Linked DNA regions of Homo sapiens: region 1 is linked to region 2. A link is an interaction called in ENCODE POLR2A ChIA-PET data of the cell type or tissue named here. Cell type or tissue: HepG2. All regions are shown on one strand. Each heading gives the region's core, and the rest is flanking DNA. Links, peaks and the distances in the headings are about the cores only. Region 1 has its middle 6.3 kb from the start of NPC1. Region 2 overlaps TTC39C (tetratricopeptide repeat domain 39C).

Region 1 (2,920 bases), core at 210-2,709, 460 kb after region 2:
TCTTCCCTCCCTCACTAGGATTGAATCCTCCGAGCTTTAATGAGTGAAATGCTGTTGTTATTCCTACATTTCAAGTTTTAAGAATAGTCTTAGAAAGTCTTCAGTTTACAGGAGTTGGACTCTCCATTTTAGGAAACATTTGATCAAAAACCACCCCTGGCAAAGGAAACTATGTCCTGTGAGCAAATCCTGCAGGGAAGGCAATGCCAGTTTGAAACCCTGACTGCTAAACCACAAGTCATTCCAACTCTGGTAGCATCCTAACTGAGTGGAAGTTACACCACAACCCATGACTGGATTAATCACCAACTCAAACATCCTTCCTTACTAGGATGAGTAACATTTTACCAGAATTCTGAGCAACAATGCCCATTTCCGAGTAGGTCATAACCATTGGTACTAAAGTCATGAGTTGTAGCTGTAAGCTATTTTAAATGAAGATGTCTATAAAATTTGGCTTGCGTAAGTAAAGAGTTTAAAAAGTCTATCACAGAACCCAAAGTAATTGAGTGTGTATACTGAACACATGACCTGTACAACAGTGCTCACAGCACCTTTATTTGTAACAGCCCAAACTGGAAGAAGAAACAACCCAGATGTCTGCCATGATATGTTTGAGCCATGGAATACTACACAGCAATTCTTTTAAAAGATGCTACCACCACAAGTAATGTGGATGAGCCACACACATAATGTTCAGTGAAAGAAACCAGACGCAGAGGAGTATGATTCCCTTTACATGAAGTTCAAGGACAGGCAAAACCAACTTACAGTGAGAGAAATCAGAAGAGTGGTTGCCTCCCGGTTAAAGGAGGGGTGATGATATCGACTGGGAAAGGGGCATAAAGGAGGCTTCTGAAGTGCTAAAGTTTCCATATCCTTCCTCTGGGTGTTGGCTACATGGATGTTGTGGTTGCCAGCCTCCAAGATGGCCCCAGTGCTCCCCTCCTCTTGTCCTTGTCTGGTCCCCTTCCTACACTGCATCAGGACTGGTCTGTGTGCCCAGTATTACATGGCAGAAGTGATGGCATATAACATTTGAGGCTAACTCATAACAGACATTATGGCTCTGCCTTGCTCTCAATCCCTTTTGGATCACTCCTTCTGGAGGAAGCCAGCTGCCAAGTCCTGAGGACACTCAGCAGCCTATGGAGAGGAGGAACTGAGGCCTCCTTCCCACAGCATCTTTTTTTTTTTTTTTTTTGAGACAGAGTCTTGCTCAGTCACCCAGGCAGGAGTGCAGTGGCATGATCTCAGCTCACTGGAACCTCGGCCTCCTGGGTTCAAGCAATTCACCTGCCTCAGCCTCCCGAGTAGTTGAGATTACAGACATGTGCAACCATGCCCGGCTAATTTTTGTATTTTTAGTGGAGACAGGGTTTCACCATGTTGGCCAGGCTGGTCTCGAACTCCTGACCTCAAGTGATCCGCCCACCTTGGCCTCCCAAAGTGCTGGGATTACAGGTGTGAGCCACCGAGCCCAGCTTCCCACAGCATCTTCAACAGCAGATCCTCCAGCCCCAGTCAAGCCTTCAGATGATGGTAGCCTGGGCCAACTTCTTGGCCATAACCTCAGGAGAGACCCTGAGCCAGAACCACCTAGAACCACCCAAATCCCTGACTGGCAGAAACTGGGATAAAATAAATGTTTGTTCATTTAATATACTAAGTTTTGGAGTAATTTGTTATTCAGTAATAGACAACTAATAAAAGTGTTTAACACATAAAAGAAACTTGGCTGGGCGCAGTGGCTCATGCCTGTAATCCCAGATCTTTGGGAGGCCAAGGCAGGTGGATCACTTGAGTCCAGGAGTTTGAGACCACCCTGGGCAACATGGCGAAACCCCGTCTTTACTAAAAATACACAAATTAGCCAGGCATGGTGGAGTGTGCCTATGATCCCAGCTACTTGGGATGCTGAAGCACAAGAATCACTTGAACCCAGGAGGCAGAGTTTACAGTGAGCCAAGATCACACCACTGCACTCTAGCCTGGGTGACACAGTGAGACTCAGTCTCAAAAAAAAAAAGTAGAAAACTCATCAAGCTGTACAGCTAAGTTCTGTATACCTCATATATGAATATTATATCTTAATTAAAAGGAAAAGTCTATTAACAAAAAGAGTTCTCAAAAATGCTCAACCTGAACCTCCTTAGGGGGTTGGCAGAAGCATTAACTAAAGCTCTCCTATATTTCACCAAAATGTGTTGGCAATTCGTAGCCTGCTGGAGGAAGGGAGGTGTGAGCTGTTCCCTGTGTTCAGCTGGACAGCCTCCCACTCTCTATAGGCGCTTCTTTTAGAGCCAGCTCCACTGCTGGTCCTGGAGGTTTTTTGGGGAAGGCGATCAAAAAATTTACAATGTCCATGACTACTATAGGGAATAGTTCTACGATGCTGGCTGCGAAAACCAGATCAACTTATTAGGCACAGTAGACACAGTGATAATTTTACTGTCCCATGAAAATGTTTTAATTTTAATTTCTTTTGAAATCAGAACAAAAATAAGAATACTGTAATAATGAGCATATAATAATGAATTCAGCCAGCGTTATATGTGTCTTTATAATGCAATTGGAAACTCTCATTTTAAATTTTTTTTTTTGAAGGAAAAAGGGGTCCTTAAAGGCAAAGGTGCCTGGGGCCCACACAAGTCATAATGCAGCCCTGAGTAAAAGGAAAGGTGCTAGGGACTGAATTGTGCTCCCCCAAATGTCTTGTGTTGAAGCCCTAACCCCCCAAGGTGACTGTATTTGAAGATAAGGCTTTTAGGAGGTAATTAAGGTTAAATAAAGTCATAAGGGAGGGGCCTTAATTCAATAGGATTGTTGAAGAAGAGGAAGAGAGAGAGAAATCTTTCTCCCTGAAAGCACACACTTAAGGAAACACCATCTGGGGACACAGGGAGAAGGTGCTGTCTAC
Region 2 (2,920 bases), core at 288-2,787:
TTACTTTAAAAGTCCTCTCAATGCTTCCTTTATATATTACAGATAGCATCCTTAGAGATCTCATATATGATTCGACAGCATCTGTGGAATGTCCCTTTTTGAATCCTGCTACAAATCAGATTATAAAATAAAATTCATTACCTGTGATTCTCCTAAAAAGTTAAATCACTTCACAGTAATCCCAGTGGCTCTATCTCATTCATGAGGTCTCCTCCTCCCAACAGGCCTGAGAGACAGGTACAGTCACCCAGGTCCAATTCCATGCCCTGCACACTCCACTGCGCCACATCTTCTAAGGATCCATGATAAATTTCCAATTCTCAATGTTTTCCCATAGTACGTAGCTGACACTGAGCCTGCTCCTGGAAGGATTAAAACATCAACTCCTTCCAAGCCAAATAACTAGGAGGGTGAGTAAGAAATCACACCAAACAAAAACAATAAAATTCGGGATCATCGTCTAATAAATAATTTATAGTTTTCCAGTTTGTTCCTTGGCTCCACCAAAGTTATCTAAGAGAAAACTGTAAATTTTCTTTAAAAAAAGCAATAATTTTTTTTTTAAAGCAAGATATTTAATTTTAAAATCACCCATCTAAGTCATGACTGGATAATATTCCTCAGTTTAAAATGAATAAAAAGTGACCTTTTCTATACTTAGGGCTTTAGGAAAAATTCTAATGAATTTAGTTTTGTTCCACTCACTCATTCAAGACATGTTTGCTGAACACCAAGTACACAGCCGGCCCAGTGCTATGTGCTGGGGACACAAAGATGACCAAGAATACGCCCGCTCTTCAGAGAGCATACACGGTCCAGTTTGGCAACTAGAAAGTCCGAACAGCCCTTCTAATAAACAGTGACGCAAAGTGAGTAAATGGTGTTTACTCTGACTCACGTCATCATCCCTTGTCACCATATTTTTTGTGGACAAATGAGGGCCCCCTAACACCATATTTGATGAAATCTGAAAAAGGCTACTTGCCATCTTTGATCTTCTCTTCTCTAGTATTCTTTTTAAAGATACATGAATATGTCTCCAATCACTCTCTATATTTTAATTCTCTGCAGAGCATTTATTACTATTTGATATTTGTGTCATTATTTGTTTGTTTGAATAAATGGAAGTCCCCAAGAGTGGGGACCCCATCTCTGTTACATGCTGCTGTCCTGACCACCTAGGACAGAATCTGGAGTTTAACAGGTCCCCAGTACATGCCTGTTTAGTGAACCAACCAACCACGTCCTACAAAATTCATACTTCCCATTTCATCTGACGAACTGTCCTCACAGGGTCAAAAAATGACTAGATAGAAGACCTTCATCACCTGAACCTGTAAAACTGCTTTCACCAACAAAAGCACACGTGCTTATTTCCTTTACCAGAAGATAGCTGTGGGGAAATTCACGGAAAGACTTTATTTGCTTTTCAGACATGACTCAAACCATGACCTTTAGGGACCTTTTAATCTAAAGGACGGCATGCCTCTAAAACCACTGACCACCCCAGCCTTTAGTTTATGAGTGTTTGATTCACAAATGTTTGGAATAGGTCCAGTCTTCTGTTCAGACTCGTTTTTATCATGTGCCCACCCTTTTGGGGAGTATGGGAGTCTGTAGCCACCACCAGCTCACCCCAGATGTCCCTGCAGGTCAGGGGCACCTCAGGCCTGGAGGGGTACCTGTCCCCAGACAGCATGGCCCCTGTGTGTACAGCGATGTTTGCATTTACAGCCACTGCAGTTTCTGTTTATTTTTGTTAACTGCTTGTGATATGGCCTTGCATCTTATCAGCAAAAAGACTTCGTAATACGCTGGCTGGTGCTGAGAAGCCATGAAATTCACCAAGATCAGTGAAGCTGTTAGCCTGTAACAGGCAGGGGATGGGAAGACTTTTGGGGCCAGTCGACTCTGGGTTTCCTCCCCACGGAAGGGAAGAATAAGCAGGAGGCTGGACAGTCCATTCCTACAGCCTGAGGTAGTAATTATCTACAGGTAGATCATTAATGAGCCGCTCTCTAAGAGGTACCCTAAAAACAATAATAACCAGGCCCTTGACCCTTACTTCCTACGGACTATTGCTCTGACTGATGCGTTTCTAGCACACACGTACATGAAGAATGCATCTCCTGAGTATGGCAAAATATACTCAGTCATGAAAGTAATTTAAAATACAGACAAGTTCAACAACAAGATGACAAAAACAGAATTGCATTTTTTTTTTTTTTTCCTGAGATGGAGTTTTGCTCTTGTTGCCCAGGCTAGAGTGCAATGGCATGATCTCAGCTCACTGCAACTTTCGCATCCCGGGTTCAAGCAATTCTCCTGCCTCAACCTCCTGAATAGCTGGGATTACAAGGCACCCGCCACCACACCCAGCTAACTGTGTATTTTCAGTAGAGACAGGATTTCACTATGTAGGTCAGGCTGGTCTCGAACTCCTGACCTCAGGTGATCCACCCTCCTCAGCCTCCCAAAGGGCTGGGATTACAGGCATGAGCCACTGTGCCTGGCCCACTTTTTTTTTTTTTTTTTTTTTTTGAGACAGGGTCTTGCTTTGTCACCCAGACTGGAGTACAGTGGTACAATCTCAGCTCACTGCAGCCTTGACCTCCCGGGCTCAAGCCATCCTCCTACCTCCCAAGTAGTTGGGACTACAGGCATGGGTCATCATGCCTGGCTAATTTCTGTATTTTTAGTAGAGACAGGATTCCGTCGTGTTGTCCAAGCTGGCCTTGAACTCCTGACCTCAAGTGATCTGCCTGCCTTGGCCTCCCAAAGTGTTGGGATTACAGGCATGAGCCACTGCACCAGGCCACATTTCACTTTTTAGCCTCTCTCTGGTGTCTAGCAAAGGAAAGGCAAGCAATGCAGGGGTGTCCCTTAGAACCTAGGAGTTTTAAGCAGGACAAATTATGAG

What was found. ChIA-PET counts read pairs that join two places held together with the same protein. Peaks named below come from ENCODE experiments on the same cell type or tissue, not always from the same donor. Only the 100,000 strongest peaks of a DNase experiment are listed, where the experiment ranks them.
Region 1: POLR2A ChIA-PET joins it to region 2 with 7 read pairs; 2 of 35 experiments call an interaction of 5 or more read pairs at or near these places.

The regions. Positions count from the first base shown.
Region 1 is chr18:23,591,323-23,594,242 of GRCh38, reverse strand. No RefSeq gene overlaps it. Among named protein-coding and RNA genes, the nearest start is that of NPC1, 6.3 kb to the right of the region's middle. In HepG2, for the core only: no CTCF peak of the experiment used is centred there; no DNase peak of the experiment used is centred there.
Region 2 is chr18:24,050,185-24,053,104 of GRCh38, reverse strand. All of the region lies in intron 1 of TTC39C (tetratricopeptide repeat domain 39C), which reads right to left. Among named protein-coding and RNA genes, the nearest start is that of TTC39C-AS1, 36 kb to the right of the region's middle. In HepG2, for the core only: no CTCF peak of the experiment used is centred there; DNase peaks (open chromatin) are centred at 864, 1,424 and 1,744; H3K4me3 peaks cover 1,550 bases.